2 separate regions of the Homo sapiens genome follow, and region 1 is linked to region 2. A link is an interaction called in ENCODE POLR2A ChIA-PET data of the cell type or tissue named here. Cell type or tissue: MCF 10A. All regions are shown on one strand. Links, peaks and the distances in the headings refer to the core of each region. The heading gives the core; the rest is flanking DNA. Region 1 has its middle 17 kb from the start of SNORA31B. Region 2 overlaps GTF2F2 (general transcription factor IIF subunit 2).

The links. Peaks named below come from ENCODE experiments on the same cell type or tissue, not always from the same donor. Only the 100,000 strongest peaks of a DNase experiment are listed, where the experiment ranks them.
Region 1: POLR2A ChIA-PET joins it to region 2 with 5 read pairs; 9 of 35 experiments call an interaction of 5 or more read pairs at or near these places.

Annotation. Positions count from the first base shown.
Region 1 is chr13:45,315,221-45,324,215 of GRCh38, forward strand. No RefSeq gene overlaps it. Among named protein-coding and RNA genes, the nearest start is that of SNORA31B, 17 kb to the right of the region's middle. In MCF 10A, for the core only: no CTCF peak of the experiment used is centred there; no DNase peak of the experiment used is centred there.
Region 2 is chr13:45,249,166-45,258,160 of GRCh38, forward strand. GTF2F2 (general transcription factor IIF subunit 2) reads left to right here. Exons shown (of 8, transcript NM_004128.3): 6 at 3,706-3,805. Among named protein-coding and RNA genes, the nearest start is that of KCTD4, 53 kb to the left of the region's middle. In MCF 10A, for the core only: no CTCF peak of the experiment used is centred there; a DNase peak (open chromatin) is centred at 4,516.

The DNA of each region.
Region 1 (8,995 bases), core at 1,795-5,794, 66 kb after region 2:
GGCTCACTGCAACCTCGCCTCCCAGGTTCAAGCAATTCTCAGCCTCCCAAGTAGCTGGGATTACAGGCGTGCGCCACCACGCCCACCTAATTTTTATGTTTTTAGTAGAGACGAGGTTTCACCATGTTGGCCAGCTTGGTCTCGAACTCCTGGCCTCAAGTGATCCACCTGTCTCGGCCTCCCAAAGTGCTGGGATTACAGGCATGAGCCACCGCGCCCAGCCCCAGGGCCCAGGCTTTCTAGGGCCTAAACTGATACCATTTGTGAGGCCCTGGTTAAGGAAATGAATATAAAATAATGAATCCAAAATGAGGTCCGAGAATGAATATTTAAAGGCGCCCTTAACCTAGGGTCCACAGTCCCCTGTAGCTGGGAGGTGGGTGCGCCTTTGGGCCAGGGCATGTGCACTCCTTTGTGCCAGTCTCTCCCCAGCTGCTCGGCCTGTCAGCACCTGTTGCTGTTTCAAATTTGCAGCCCTGCAGCCCATCCAGCCTGAGTGTGGCCCGCTGAACTCTGGCCAAAGGCCAAAGTGCCTTTAAATGAAGGTTGTCCAGCCTTGACTGAGATTAGAGTAGACAGATAGATTAACCCAAATAGTTAATCTGCCAAAAATGTCCATCTTAATTTAAGTTGGAATATTACATGAAAAAAAAGTTGGAATATTACGTGAAAATGTAACATAAAGGCCAGGTGCCATGACTCACGCCTGTAATCCCAGCTCTTTGGGAGGCCGAGTCAGGAGGATCACTTGAGGTCAGGAGTTCCAGAGCAGCCTGGCCAACATGGTGAAACCCCATGTCTACTAAAAATGCAAAAAACTAGCCGGGCATGGCAGCATGTGTCTGTAGTCCCAGGTACTTGAGAGGCTGAGGCAGGAGAATCACTTGAACCCGGGAAGCAGAGATTGAGATTGCGCCACTGCCCTCCAGAAAAAAGAAAGAAAGAAAGAAAGAAAATGTAACATAAGGTGCTAAGTACATAGAAAGAACAATAGAATCAGAGCTCTTTGGGGGGAGTGATGGATTCTGACAGAGGAAGAGGAGGAAGAGGGGGAGGAGGAGAGAGGAAGAGGGGGAGGAGGGGGAGGAGGGGGAGGAAGAAAAGTGGGAGAAAGGAGGAGGAGGAGGAAGAGGAGGAGGAAGCTCTCACAAAGGAAGCAGCATTTATCTGGATTGGTAAACATAAGCAGGCTCTGCCAGGTCGAGGATGGCAGAGGGGTCATTGCAGGAGGCAAAATGGCACCGGCAGCAAGGGGTTGGGTGCAGAGAAGTGGAGGGTATGTTGGGGCTGCAGGGGTCTCGGAGGGAGAAGCTGGAGAGGTGGGCTGAAGAGTGAAAGGCTGGGCTGCGGAAGGCAGGCATTTCAGTGAAGCTGCTGGAAACCATCACAGACTAAAATGTTAATGATTAATCATTTGTTACTATATTAACCCACTGCGAGGGCTAACAGTTTTTCAAAAGGCCCTCTGGAGCCCGGAAGACTTGGCTGAGGGGCAGTCTGTTTTATTTTTTTAATTTTAATTTTTCTAATTATGGAAAATTTCAATAATAACCTGTGTACCCGTCCTCCTGCTTCAGTATTATCAACCAGAGCCCATTTGGTTTCAACTATCTCACCACTCACTTCTCCCTTGCTATATTATTTTAAAACAAATCTCAAGAGATAATGTTCTCTAAAAGATTAAGACTTCAGAGCAGAAGAAATAACTATTGGGTACAAGGCTTAGTACCTGCGTGATGAAATAATCTATACAACGAAGCCCTGTGACACGAGTTTACTTATATAACAAAACTGCACGTGGACCCCCAAACCTAAAATAAAAGTAAAAAAAAAGAAACTAAAGGTAAAAAAGACTAGAAAAAATAACCATAATATCATCAATGTCATAAATTTCTTTTTTTATAGTTTGCTTCAATCAGGATCAAATGTCGGAGGTCTTTGAACCAGAGCAACTCCATCTTGAATAGAGGCTGGGTAAAACAAGGCTAAGTCCTGCTGGGCCTCATTCCCAGGAGGTTAAGGCACTCTGAGTCACAGGACGAGCTAGGAGGTCAACACAAGATACAGGTCATAAAGACCTTGCTGATAAAACAGCTTGCAGTAAATAAGCCGGCCAAAACCCACCAAAACCAAGATGGTGATGAGAGTGACCCCTGGTCGTCCTCACTGCTACCCTCCCACCAGTGCCATGACAGTTACTAATGCCATGGCAGCATCAGGCAGTTACCCTATATAGTCTAAAAAGAGGAGGCATGAATAATCCACCCCTTGTTTAGCATGTCATCAGGAAATAACCATAAAAATGGGCAACCAGCAGCCCTTGGGCCTGCTCTATGGAGTAGCCATTCCTTATTCCTTTCCTTTCCTAATAAATTTACTTTCACTTTACTCTACAGACTGGCCCTGAATTCTTTCTTCCACAAGATCCACAAACCCTCTCTTGGAGTCTGGATTGGAACCCCTTTCCGGTAACACAAATAAGGTTTATACATTGCGATTGGTTGATCTTTTAAATCTCTTATTAATCTAGAATTTATCTGTTTCTTTTTTCTTTTGATTTATTTGTTAAAAAAAACAAAAACAAACTCAAGTTGTTTGTCCTTTAGAATTCCCCAGTCAGGGCTTCAGCAATGGCATCACTGTAGTGTCATATAATATGCCCTCTGTCCCTACAGTTGCCATAATTTGGTATACGGATGTCAATCAGCTTTAGGTTTGATCTTTTGACAAGGCCATTTCATAGTTGGTGGTGTGTTCTTCCATCAGGAAGTATGTAACAGATACTTGGTTGTCTCTCTTTTTGTGATATTAACAATCATTGATACTCAATACCCAGGTAGGAATGGATACGTAGGGCTGGGCCCTGGTGGCTCATGCCTGTAACCCTAACACTTTGGAAGGTCAGAGTGGGCAGATTGCATGAGCCCAGGAGTTTGAGACCAGCCTGGGCAACATGATGAAACTCCATCTCTACAAAAAAATTAAAAAATTAGCTGGGCACGGTGAAGCATGCCTGTAGTCCCAGCTACTCAGGAGGCCGAAGTGAGAGAATTGCTTGAAGGTCAAGGCTACAGTGAGCCATGATTGCACCACTGCACTACAGCCTGGGCAACAAAGCAAGACCCTGTGTCTAAAAAGAAGAAAAAAAAAAGAATGTACAGTTAATAATGGAATTTCAGGTGTGCAAGCAGGTCAATGGGGGGAGGGCTATTTTGGGGTACAGATAATCAGATGATCTTGGCACCTTTAAAATAACACTTCACATCATATAAGGTAGACAAGTTCTTCATCTTTTTTCATATACAGTTGGCCCGAGTGAGCTACTGTACCCATCTTTAGCTTTCTTCTCTGCAGTTCATTAACCCATTTCCTTTTCTCAAAAACCATATATGCTGACCCTTTCCAAACTTTATAAATTATATTCCTTTATTCAACAAACATTTATTGGCTGGGCACAGTGGCTGTAATCCCAGCACTTTGGGAGGCCGAGGCGGGCAGATCACTTGAGGTCAGGAGTTCGAGATCAGCCTGGCCAACATGGTGAAACCCTGTCTCTACTAAAAATACAAAAATTAGCCAGGCATGGTGGCGCATGCCTGTAATCCCAGCTACTCGGGAGGCTGAGGCAGGAAAATCGCTTGAACCCGGGAGGCGGAGGTTGCAGTGAGCCGAGATCGCACCACTGCTCTCCAGCATGGGCGACAGAGCGAGACTCCATCTTTTTTTTAAAAAAAAAAAGAAAAGAAAAGAAAAGAAAAAGAAAACTGGAGGCCGGGTGCGGTGGCTCATGCCTGTAATCCTAGCACTTTGGGAGGCCGAGGTGACTGGATTGCCTAAGGTCAGGAGTTTGAGACCAGCCTGACCAACATGGTGAAATCCTGTCTCTACTAAAAATACAAAAACTAGCAGGGCGTGGTGGCAGGTGCCAGTAATCCTAGCTACTCAGGAAGCTGAGGCAGGAGAATCACTTGAACCCAGGAGGCAGAGGTTGCAGTGAGCTGAGATCGAGTCACTGCACTCCAGCCTGGGCAATGAGAGTGAAACTCCATCTCAAAAAAAGAAAAAAATAAAAAGAAAACTGGGCCTTCTGGTGATTTTTAAAAAGTAGGTTTGGGGCACATTGTGAAGGTTTTGCAAGTCAGGTCAGGCCAGGTACGGTGGCTCATGCCTGTAATCGCAGCACTTTGGGAGGCCAAGCGGGCGGATCACTTGAGGTCAGGAGTTTGAGACCAGCCTGTCCAACATAGTGAAACCCCATCTCTACTAAAGAAAAATACAGGCCAGGCATGGTGGCTCACGCCTGTAATCCCAGCACTTTGGGAGGCGGAGGTGGGTGGATCACCTGAGGTCAGGAGTTCAAGACCAGCCTGGCCAACATGGAGAAACCCGTCTCTACTAAGAGTACAAAAATTAGCCCAGTGTGGTGGCAGGTGCCTGTAATCCCAGCTACTCAGGAGGCTGAGGCAGAAGAATTGCATGAACCCGGGAGGCAGAGGTTGCAACGAGCTGAGATCGCACCACTGCACTCCAGCCTGGGCAACAGAGTAAGACTCCATCTCAAAAAAAAAAAAAAATTAGTTGGGTGTGGTGGTGCACACCTGTAATTCCAGCCACTCAGGAGGCTGAGGCATGCTTGAACCTTGGAGGCAGAGGTTGCAGTGAGCTGAGATCGCGCCACTGCACTCCAGCCTCGGTGACAGAGCGAGACTGTCAGAAAGAAAGAAAGAGAGAGAGAGAGGAGGGGAGGGGAGGAAGGGGAGGAAGGAAGGGGAGGAAGGAAGGGAGGAAGGAAGGAAGGAAGGAAGGAAGGAAGGAAGGAAGGAAGGAAGGAGAAAGGAGAAAGAAAGGCCAAAAGTTTGCAAGGTTTTGAAAAGGGAAGTGTGAAAGTATTTGACTGCAAGTTCAGAACTCAAAACTATGTAATGTTCAGGCCAGTATCAACTAAAGCATAGTGACTCAACATGTGGTCCACTGTGTGGGACAGAGATTGAGAGCACACATTTAGAAACTGGGTGAGGTGGCTCACATCTGTAATCCCAGCACCCAGGAGGCAGCAGTCAGCTGAGATCATGCCACTGCACTCCAGCCTGGGCAACAGAGCGAGACTCCATCTCAAAAAAAAAAGAAAGAAGGAAAGAGGGAAGGAACGAAGGAAGGAAGGGAGCTTTTCAGGCAATATGATAGAATAATTTTGTTTATTGAATCTAAAAATACAATGTAATAACAAAAAAGTTATTTGGAATTGTATTTTGCATGTTTTTCTTTCCAACTTACATTTATAATAATTCATATTTATTATATTTTATGAAAGTTATCAGTCCAAACAGATTGCAAATTTAAAGAAAACCAGTCCTGAGACTGGGTGCGGTGGCTCACGCCTGTAATCCCAGCACTTTGGAAGGCCGAATCGGGTGGATCACTGAGGACAAGAGTTTGAGACCAGCCTGGACAACATGGAGAAACCCCGACTCTACTAAAAACATAAAAACACAAAAATTAGCCAGACGTTGTGGTGCATGCCTGTAATCCCAGCTACTCGGGAGGCTGAGGCAGGAGAATCGCTTGAACCTAGGAGGCAGTGTTTGTAGTGAGCCGAGATCACGCCACTGCACTCCAGCCTGGGTGACAGAACAAGACTCTGTCTCGAAAGAAATAAAGAAAGAAAAGAAAACCAGTCCTTTACCACAGATACTTTGGAAAGCACTGGACTAGAGTCAGAATAATGCAAGACAAGAGTTTTCTCTTATAGTTTAGGTTAGTTTATGGAGAGAGAGAGAGAGCACACTAAGTGTTGGCTGTTAAAAAGTTGTAGTTTGCCCAGGGAGCGGAAGGGGTGTCAGCAGCCAGGATAAGCCAATTTAAAGTGGCAATTTAATGACATCACTATTGATTTCAGACTCCTGCAGTGTTCCCCAAACCTTGTACTATACTCAGATTAAAGTCTAGGCTGCTATTAAATAAATGAAGAACAAAATAATGGGGGGGGGGGAATTGAAGCTTTCTTCTAATGCTAACCTCCTGCTATAACCTGGCAGGACAGCTACTTTCCAATATTTTTAGAAGTTATTTATATACAAGGGAAGGGTGTTTTAAAGAATTCTAGGAAAGAAAAGGGAAGTCTAATGTTACAAGACACTGCAGGGAAATGTCACTGTATAATAACTCCCATCTGGGTTGGGTGGCAGGGTTTGGGCTTACATGATGTTATGTAATAACACACACCCTCCTTCTGTGCCTTGCTGCCTCGCTATTACACTACACATGGTGCATGTGCAGGGCAGAACGCACCGGGGCCTATGGTGACAGTGCAGGATGCACCAAGAAATAGGAATGCAGACATATTCTCAAGACAAAAAGACAGGCTGGGTGCAGTGGCTCATGCCTGTAATCCTAGCACTTTGAGAGGCTGAGGCGGGCCTCAGAGTAGCTGAGACTACCACCACACTTGGCTAAGTTTTGTATTTTTAGTAGAGATGGCGTTTCACCATATTGGACAGGCTGGTCTTGAACTCTTGGCCTCAAGTGATCCGCTCATCTCGGCCTCCCAAAGTGTTGGGATTACAGGCCTGAGCCACCATGCCCAGCCAGTATTCTGATTTTCTTTAACCCCCGGAAGCTTCCATGTATTCGTTTCTCACAAAGCTTCTCAACATAACCTGTAGACTTTCAACACATACCCACATGCTAACAAGGTGGGTGTGATGGTTAATATTAGATGGCAGCTTGATTGTATTGAGGGATGCCTAGATAGCTGGTAAAGTATTGTTCTGGGTGTGTCTGTGAGGGTGTTGCCAGAGGAGATTGACATTTGAGTCAGTGGAAAGGGAGAGGAAGATCCATCCTCAATGTAGGTGGGCACCATCCAGTTGGCTGCTAGTGGGGCTAGAGCAAAGCAGGTGGAAGAAGGTGGGCTAAGCCGGCTTTCGGAGTCCTCTGGCTTTCATCTTTCTTCTGTGCTGGATGCTTCTATTCATTTCTCCTAACCTTGGACATCAGACTCCAAGTTCTTTGGCCTTTGCACTCTTGTACTTAGACCAGTGGTTTGCCAGGGCTCTTGGGCCTTTGGGTACAGACTGAAGGCTGCACTATTGGCTTTCCTGCCTTTGAGGCTTTTGGACTCGGACTGAGCCGCCAGTGGCTTCTTTCTTACCCAGCTTGCAGATGGCTTATCACGGGACTTTGCTTTGTGACTGTGTGAGCCAATTCTCCCTAATAAACTCCCTTTCATATATCTATCCTATTAGCTCTGTCCCTCTGGAGAACCCTGACTAATACAGTGGGTTAACAAGGTGGTCGCTTCTCTTTTTTTTTGAGACGGAGTCTTGCTCTGTCCCCCAGGCTGGAGTGCAGTGGCGCGATCTCAGCTCACTGCAAGCTCCGCCTCCCAGGTTCACGCCATTCTCCTGCTTCAGCCTCCAGAGTAGCTGGGACTACAGGCGCCCGCCACCACGCCCATCTAATTTTGTTTTTGTATTTTTAGTAGAGACGGGGTTTCACTATGTTAGCCAGGATGGTCTCGATCTTCTGACCTCGTGATCCACCTGCCTCAGCCTCCCAAAGTGCTGGGATTACAGGCGTGAGCCACCGCGCCCAGCCTACTGGTCACTTCTCATTTAATTCATGAAACAGAAGCAGAGAGGTATTGGCACAGGCTGCAGTCAAGCATTAGCCTCCTGACGCCCTGGACATAAACTGGCTTCCTTGGTAAGCCTGATGTCTGTGTGATGCCCAGATTATGCTGAATTTCCCCCTCAAGGAGTAGGTCTAGAAGACCCAACATCTGGCTGACAGTAAATCCAGAAAGTAAGAGCTGAGAAAATGAAAATACCAGAAACAAATTTTTTTTCAAAAAAGTTTCCAAGAAATGAAAAATGTGTTTTCAAGTTGAAATGCCTGACCAAGTATCCATCACAAGAAATTTAAAAAGACACCTACTAAGGCACAATATGATGAAATTTCAGGACCAGAAACAGAGATCTTAAAAGCTTCCAGAGACGAGAGAAAAAAAAAGCAAGTCACAAGCAAAGAATTGACGATTACAATAGCATCAGACTTCTCAACAGCAACACTGGAAGCTGGAAGACAATGAAGCAGGGCCCTCAAAACTCTGTCTGATAAGTTTTCCTAATCTTGAATTCCATATTTAGTCAAATAATCAAGTGTAAGGAGAAAATAAGGATATTTTATACAAGCAATGTCTCAAAAAACAAAACAAAAAAGTAGCTTCTCAATAAACTGTTAGAGAGCTGTTTCACCAAGATGGAAAAAGGGGATATGGCATTCAGGTGAGTGAGAAATTGGTTCATATAACTATGGGTGCTAGGAAGTCTCATGATCTGGCATCTGCAAGCTAGAGACCCAGAAAAGCTGGTGGTGTAATTCAGTCCAAGCTCAACGGCCTGGGAACCAGGGTAGCTGGTGGTATAAATCCCATTCCAAGGGCAGGAAAAGACGAATGTCCCAGCTCAAGCAGGTGGGCAGGCAGCAATAGGAGTGAACTCCTCCTTCCTCTGTCTTTTTGTTCTGTTCAGGCCCTCAATGGATTAGATGATGCCCACTCACACTGGCCATCTACTCCACTGAGTCCACCGCCAGAAATGCTCATCACATCTGGAAACACCCTCACAGACACAACCAGAAACAATAGTTAATCTGGGCACCCCCTGGTGCCCAGATTTTCTGATGACACAGAAAATCAACCACCACAAGTACCTACCAAGCATCAGGAGCTGTTTTAAACACTGAGGATACAGCAGCGAGCAAACCAAAATAGAGCAAAACCAAACCCTCTTGAAGCTTGCATGGGATTGGGCTTGAGATTGATGACAAATAAGTAAGTAAAATACATAGTGTGTTACATTGTAATAAGTGCCATGGAGAAAAAATAAATAAGAGGGTTGGGCATACCATGATGGGAAGGTAGGTTTAAATGTGGTGGTCGGCTGTGCGTGGTGGCTCACGCCTGTAATCCCACCACTTTGGGAGGCCGAGGCTG
Region 2 (8,995 bases), core at 2,129-6,128:
ATGAATTATTTAGTGTTAAGGACCCTGCTAAATTATTTTAAACGATTCAAAGCGAGTTAAAGTATTTTAAGATTTAGTTCTTTGTTATATTTTCAGTTCATACATTAACCTTTTTAGTTTTGAATCATAAGTTGTCCTCTTTTAATTAAAACCCTTGTGGTTGCCTTTTAAATGTATGATAGAACAGTTAAATTTTTAAAATGAGTTTATTTTTAAAAAAAAAATCAGTGTTTTCCTTTATGTAAAAGGTTAAATGCTTTGAGGATAAAAACTGCATGACACTGTATGAGTGATGAAATTGGCTTTTAGAATTGTAGAATTAAAATTGAAAGGAAAGTATGCTGCATAAACCTGAGTCTGGATGCAGTGGCTACAAATAAATTCAAGTGTAAGAGTGTGACCAGAATAAGCTACCGTTTATAAAGAAGCACTTCACTAAACAAACTGAAACCCTGAGGAATTTTCAAATTGTGAAGTAATGGGAACAATCATTTAATATGGAAGGAAGGAGCTAGTGCATGCCTCCTTCCTTGGATGTCTCATAAGATCAAATCGTGGAGATGACTGAAACAGGGAAGATAATTTAGCGGCAACATAACAGATTACCATTTAGAGAGGCCAAACCCCTGAGAGCTGATTGCATTAGAGGAGGATGGGGGGCCAAGATTAGGACACAGGTGTGTTCAGAAACAGGCTGACACTTACTTGTGTTTCCCACCCACTCCCATCCCCCACCAAGTTAACACATTTAGCTGTCCCGACACTTTGTAAACATTCCTATATCTGTCTTCAATCTTTTTTCTCTCTCTAAAGGTTTATCTCTTAGAAGCTTTGACATAACTTTCCTTGGAGGAATCATTTCCACCTAATCTTTTTGCCTTATCTCTTTTTTTTTTTTTTTTTTTTTTTGAGACAGTCTCTCTCTGTCACCCAGGCTGGAGTGCAGTGACACGATGTTGGCTCACTGCATCCTCCACCTTCTGGGTTCAAGCGATTCTCGAGCCTCAGCCTCCTGACTAGCTGGGATTGCAGGTATGCACTACCATGCCCAGTTCATTTTTGTATTGTTAATAGAGACAGGGTTTCACCATGTTGCCCAGGCTGGTCTTGAACTCCTGACCTCAAGTAATCTGCCTGCCTCCACCTCCCAAATTACAGGTGTGAGCCACTACACCCAGCCTGCCTTATTTCTTATAAGCATGAGCAGCTCTGCTCCAGTTTACTCTCAAAATGCACACCTTGGGATTAATATTTTCTTTTTATCAGTATGCAGTCAGTTGTCCTACCATCCCTCCATCACCCTTGTTCATCTTCAGTACTGCAGTTAATTATAGTATTAAATGCTTGTCTTCCACTAGAGCAAGTCTTTACTGCTATGTCTCCAACCTCTAACCCAGTGCCTGGCAGAAGTGGGTACCCAGTAAACACTTGCTGGATAATTGACAGCAAGAGGCTCCTTCCAGAGTCTGGCTGTGGCACAGCTGCAGCCAGAGGCAGATACAGGAGAATGGTAAGGAGAACTGGAGAGATACGCAGGGACTAGATCCCAAAGAGTCTTAAAGTCCTATGAAGGAACTTGTGCTGCACCCCGAGAATAGTAAGAGGCCATCGAAGAATCATTAATCTAAATCCATCCTTGGGTTGCACATCTCCCTTCTAGACTCTAGCTAGTTGATTTCTCAGTCTTAGCAAGAAAATTTAATCCTTGTTCATAGAAACTCTGTGTGGCACATGAAAAGCAAAGTATAATTGTAAGTATTATTTATGGTTACATATCCAGTAAGTTTCTAAAGACACTTCCAGAGAACTTTTTGTACTTTATAAAGTAAATCATCTTGTGTATTTAAAGGATAAGCATGGATTTATATGTAACTGGAATAATTTAAATATTTACATTTCCATACAGAAATGAGTATACTGAATTTGGGGATCTTGGTAAAAACAAAACCTATGGCATTTTTAGATTTCAAATTGAAAAGGCAATTGGTAAATATCTTATATCTTCTCAGCAATTTGATAGTATATACCTGAAAATAAGCAGAAGTAAATAGAGAATTATCTTCATCCAAGGAATTAAATAATAGGAATGTTATACAGACACCTTTTATACTTAATTCTGCTTTTGAAGGAATTTAAAATGGAAATTGTTTTTAATTTCTATTTTATTGAACCAAAGAATTTAAAGTCCCATTCAAATAAAATAATACATAATGTTAAACTTGTATTATTTTTTAATAGCCAGCATTTTTGTGGTTTTCAAATGAACCATCCAAGGAATTATAGTATTTCTTCTCTTTTTAAGAAAGTGTACTTCTTCAGGTTATAAAAGTAGTAAATACTTATTGCAGAACATTTAGAAAACAAACTTAAAATGCATCCAGTCTGATCTCTTCCTTCCCATCTTTCATGTTAGTTTCACCATTTAAAAAAACTGCCTTTTTTTTTTAATTAAAGGCAATTTTCTAACATCGTTTTCAATTTTTTTGCTGTAACCATTGCATCTCACTGCTTCCTATTGGATTCATTTTCCTTCTTACTGAAATAAATTCTTGAGTAGTTTCTCAGTGAGGATCTATAAATAATAAACATAAGCTTTTGTCCAAAAATGCTTATGTTTTACACTTACTCTTCAATTGTAATCTAACTAGATATGTTAGGCAATTTTCTTAAAAAACTGCAATCTTATATTTTGATATCTTGCTGATGAGTTTAAAAGGTACAGTGATAACTTTTGCATCATTAAAAATAGTTGGCTTAGAAAGCTGTACTTTTCCTTCCTTAAAACAGTTTTTTAAATTTACTGTGCTGATATACCAAGTGAATTAATTTTCTAAATAAGTAAATGATTATAAGCCTTGCTATACTTAATATAAAACAAAATATCCTAAGATAGCTACTTAAATATACATGTACTAGTCAGCTATTGTTTTATAATATACTATACATGGTGGCATATATTTTCAAAAGCAGTGTTTTGAGTTATATTTTATTTTCTGAGACATGGTCTCTCTCTGTTGCCCAGGCTGGAGTGCAGTGGCACAGTCACAGCTCACTGTGGCCTCGACCTCCCAGGCTCAAGTGATCCTACCACCTCAGCCTCCTGAGTAACTAGGACTACAGGCACTGTGCCTGGCTAATTTTTTTTTTTCTTAATTTTTTGTAGAGACAGGATCAGTTTAGATGGTGTCCTGCAGTAGTTCTAGAGCAGTGCTGTCTAATAGAGGTTTCTGTGATGATAGAAATGTTCTCTCTCTGTGCTGTTCAGTAAACCTTGAGTGTTGATGTATTCTCTTTTTATTTACCTTTATCTTTTATCAGCTGAGTAGACATTTTGAATTAATAACTTGATTGATTTTAGACCATGTAATTTAAGATGATTTATTTTTACATGAAGATTTTTTCCCCCAGAAATTTAAGGCTGATTAGCTTCTTGGTTTTAGTGGTTAAGATTTGCCTATATAATAAGCGGGTGAAAAGTACATTGTGGCATTATAATGAGTTAGTTTGTATATTTAGCTTGTGTACTGGTTTCTGCATTATAGTCACGTATATTCAGTGCATTTTTAAAGTATTAAAGCTAGTGTATCCTCTGAGGTTACCTTTTTATATATTAGTTTTCATTGAATAAGAATTATAGAAATAATAACTCTTCATATTTCACTCTGCTAAACAAGAGTGTTAATAATGCCTTATATTTTTTTTCAGATTGCAAATAGAAGAGTCTTCCAAACCAGTGAGGCTATCACAACAGCTGGACAAAGTTGTAACAACCAATTACAAACCTGTTGCTAATCATCAATACAATGTAAGTCTTCTGCTTGTCTCTTTTCATTCTTTTATATCTTCATTCTTTTCTGTATCATAGAGTCTTAGGTTTCCAAAGAACCTGAGAATTTACACACCTTGCCATCAGGTGCTTGAATTACAGTACCTGATCTGGACTTAGTAAGGAATATGACAATTTGCTAAAAGTACAGAAAAGATGTTCACTCTACATTGCAAGTTATATCATGGCAAAAAGAAGGCAACCACTGTTTAAAGTACCCTTGATAAATTTTTACAAAGAAGTAAAACACTTCAATTCTCAATGTTGCAATGTTGCTGATGTTTTAAATTACAATGTACTAACTAAATATTAGTTTTACTATTTTTAAAAATTATTCTATACCTTTGTGATGAACCATAAGAAAGTTTTTAATGTGTTAAAAAATTTTAAAGGTCATGGAACAGCAGTAATTTTTCTCATTGATTATTAAGATCACTTTGCCTGATTTCAGCTTTCACAGGCATTTTAATGGTCTCATACTACCATGCAAAGTGAGGACCATCTGTACAGTAGTACTCCCTTGTCCACAATTTTAAAACTTTATGCAGTTTCAGTGACCCACAGTCAACTACAGTCAAAAATATTGAATGGAAAATTCCAGATGTAAACAATTCATAAGTTGTAAGTTGTGCAACCTTCTGAGTAGTATGATGAAACCTAGCACCATCTTGCTCCATCCCATCCATGATGTGAGTCATTCCTTTGTCCAGTATATCCACATTGTATATGCTACCCACCCATTAGTCACTTAGTAGCCCTCTTGGTTAACAGATCTATTGACACATGATAAAAAGAAAGAAGAGGCTGGGCGCGGTGGCTCACGCCTGTAATCCCAGCACTTTGGGAGGCCGAGGCAGGCGGTTCACAAGGTCAGGAGATCGAGACCATCCTGGCTAACACAGTGAACCCCGTCTCTACTAAAAATACAAAAATTAGTCGGGCATGGCGGTGTGTGCCTGTAGTCCCAGCTGCTGGGGAGGCTGAGGCAGGAGAATGGGAGGCGGAGCTTGCAGTGAGCCGAGATCACGCCACTGCACTGCAGCCTGAGTGACAGAGTGACAGAGCGAGACTCCGTCTCAAAAAAAAAAAAAAAAAGAAAGAAGAAGAGTGAGTACAGAACACCAAGATATTTTGAGAGAGTGAGAGAGAGAGAGACCACATTCACAGACTGTTATTACAGTATATTGTTAGGGTTATTCTATTTTATTATGGGTTATTTTTGTTAATCTCTTACTGTGCCTAATTTATAAATTGAACTTTATCAGAGATATGTATGTATAGGAAAAACCATAATATATAGAGTTTGGTACTATCCACAATTTCAGGCACCAAGTGGGGCAGGGAGGTGTCTTGCAACATATCTCCTGCCAATAAGGGGAAAGTATTGTATATTTATATTTCAAGACTTTTTTATTGTTGTGTATCTTATATGTACTATATGTATTATACAATATACACATTTATTGCATACATATTATGTATACTTTGTGCCAGGTATTGGTCTGAGTGCTTCGTAAGTAATGACACTTAATCTTCATACCAACCCTATGAAGAAACTACAACAGATAAGGTAACAGGCAGAGAGACTGGCTTACCTGAGGTGGTGCAGCCAGTAATTTATCAGTCCAGGTGTTGAACTTAGGCAGTCTAGCTTAGGAGCCATACTGTTAACCACTGTGTATGTTGCCGCTGGTGATTAGCAGTTGCTAAAAGGGCTAAGGGTTTTGGGTTTTGAAATATCTGTAATGTAATAAGTGTGATGGTTTCCTGAAAATAAAATACCTAAGTTAAGTCAAATAGCAATTAACAGTTGGAATTTTGTATCCCACTTTGTTGTTTAAGATTACCTTTGATACTGAGTTTAGGAAGAAAATTTTCTTTAAGACTAGCCTTGGCAGAGTGCGGTGGCTCACGCCTGTAATCCCAGCACTTTGGGAGGCCAAGGCAGGTGGATCACCTGAGGTCAGGAGTTCAAGACCAGCCTGGCCAACATGGTGAAACCCCATCTCTACTAAAAATACAAAAATTAGCCAGGAGTGGTGGCAGGCACCTGTAATTCCAGCCACTCGGGAGGTGAGGCAGGAGAATCGCCTGAACCCAGGAGGCAGAAGTTGCAGTGAGCCGAGATCACACCATTGCACTCCAGCCTGGGGGACAAGAGTGAGACTTTGTCTCAAAAAAAAAAAAAAAAAAAAAAAAGACTAGCCTTTAGTATCAACATTTATTAAGTGACACAGGATAGCATCTACCAAACTACTACTTTATGATATTTGAATGGTTATTTTATATGAAAGTAGCAAATGCCACTAGGGCTAAGTAGATATCTTAAATGAGTGGAACAATGAAATTTAAGAAAGTCAGTGTTAGAGACTGTGTGAACTGGAGTGCACATGACCCATATAAATACATTCACATTTTGAAATTGCTACACTATGTGAGTTAAACAAACCAGGTAAAAGTTCAACTGCATTCAGCCAAGCTTTCATTTTATAGCCTCTGGTTATGCTTTAGGAGGAAAATAAACTAAAGGACAGGTAAGGTTTCAGATGATCCAGAAGAGGTATTTTTCTGTTGTTTTCTGACTTAGATAAATAGATTAAAGTCCACATCTTTGTTCTCTTCCATTGTAGTCTTTTCTACTGTTGGATGGGAATACACACAGTTTTCTGAGAGCTACGTGTAAATAGAGATTCTATTCTACTTTGTAAAACAGTATAGATCTTAGTTGTTTTTGCCTTTCTTCCTCATTGGTGTGCTGCTTCTGTAGCTCCTGACTCACCTTTTTTATCCTTTTATGGGCCAGGCTTCTCTGTGATTTCTACCCTTGTGTATATTTTTATTACAGTGGGTACAAGAAAGACTGCACTTTCATAGGCTGTAAAGAGTTGTTACCTTTCTAGAGGGAAGTTTGGTAATTTATGTCAAATGCACTATAAAAGGATATATCCTTTGACCTAGCAGTTTTGTGTCTAGGAATTTATTATAGTGAGACCAGTGCTCAATGATATATATACAATAATGCTTCTCTCTATTATTTAAGATAGGAAAAGATTGGAAACAAGTGTCCCAAATTGGGGATTCATTAAATAAATATTTTAAGTCATTATTTTTGGATGGTAGGATCTACGTGATTTTATCCTAATTTTCTTTTTTATAAAATCTTCTCCAATTGTTGAAATTGTCACAGTGAGCACGTATTGCCTGAATTGTTGGTAAGCAATAAAGTTATGTTGGGAAGGGGAAGATTGGAAAGGAAAGAAAGCCAGGGAAGAAAGCCATAATAGTACCTTACTGATTGTCTAAGATTTACCTTCTTTAAACAAGTACTTTTTAAATATCTGCTTCGTGTCTGAGATACATACCCCTGGTGAATAAAGTAAGTACAAACATGTTATATTCTGAACTCCTTAGTATATAAAGCTATAGCACCCTCTATAAAGATAATTAACATTAAGTGACATTTTAGTTCAAGATATCAACCTTTGTTAAGGTTGTCATAGTGAAAATGAGTCATTATAGTAATGAATCTTTGATTAAGATTTTTACATCCAAACAAAGATTGACTATAATCTACCACATTGCATTTGAATGTTTAATCATTATTTCTTTTGGGAGTAAACCAGGATAGGCACCTGCATAGCTTTAAAAAACATATTCAGTATTGTAGTGTAATACCAACTATAGAAAGAGTATAACATTTTTGTTATTTATTAGAAGAGGACATTGACTTTTAAAAGACTGAGAAACATAAACGAACACAGGTCAGCAAGAATGATTTAGAGGAAGCATAATAAAGACTTTTAATAAAAAATTTTAACTCGATATAATGTTGAAATGTTTTGAAAGTCTTGCCAGATAAAGTTATATAAACATGAAGCTCAGTGTTTCATTCTAACAGTTGAGCTTCTTTGAATGCAATTTTCAGAATAAAAATTCAAAAAAAATTTGTACAAAAAAGTGAAAGAGGGACTGGGAAATTGCATATGTATTTGAAAAACAATGTTCCTACATTTGGTCAGAAAGAAACTACCTTGCATTTACCCACAGTTTTTTCACCCACCTATGGCAAATAGATGAATTTACCTGTATATATGTAAAGAAAATATCCAATTTTGTTCTTGGAGCTATTCTAAGAATTAAATTCAGATTTATCTTTTTAGTTCACAAACTATCTGGGTATAATGTCTGTCATACTTGCCATTCAGAAACCATCTACTGGGCCAAAAAGAATTATATGATTATTTTTATCTCTTAGAATACTCCATTGAAATCGCACCCCTGAAAACCATCTTCTTACTAGGATATGACATGTCAGGTTTTTTTTCCCTAAGTGGCATTTCCTGTACCTTAAATCTTCATTGAGTGTCTGAAACTTGAATCAGTTCATGTAGGTCAGCATTTTCCACAGTAAATTTTTTGTAACATTAACTAGGTGAGATGGTCACATAAAAAGGATTCTGTGTTTAAAAAACTTGTAGTTTCTGATTATATCCTCCTCTTAAATTGACACTTCACTTTAATATACTCAAGATTAGTAAGCTTTAGGAATTTGTTTAATCCTGCACTTACAAACATTTGAACATCAAATTTCCCCCCATTGTTTGAAGTAGTGAAAACAGACATTGGGAAATAATGGAGATGTCAAAGTATGGTTTACAAGAGGGCCCACTGGGTGAGGGGGAAAATTATTATATTTATATTATTATAAAACTTACATGTATCTTGTTTGGCACCTAGTAAAGGAAAGAAACTGAGCTTTAGAAATACTATGTAGATTGACCCTGGCATCTTTTTGCAGCTCCTGTGCTAGTCGGTCGTTTTTCAGCAGAAGAGCGGAAATGGGACAGGACAGAGGGGTTGAGCGTTGTGCCTTCATGTTTTCATTTGCTTTCAGCTTTTTAGCATTGGTGCTCAATTCAGAGATTTACAGATTATAGTATCTATTTTTAACTAAACTCAGTCTCAACAAATGATTTCTGCAGAGAAACTGTCAATTAGAGATAATACTAATAAACCAAGCATATGTGAACAAGAAAGTGAAAAACTGAACTTCTCTTGCTTCTAAAAATGGTTTATCAGTCAATCTTTGAGGTGACAAACAGTGATGATGTAATCAGATCTGAAAAGAACTTGGCCCTTCCAAAAAGGAAATTATCAGTATCATTTTAA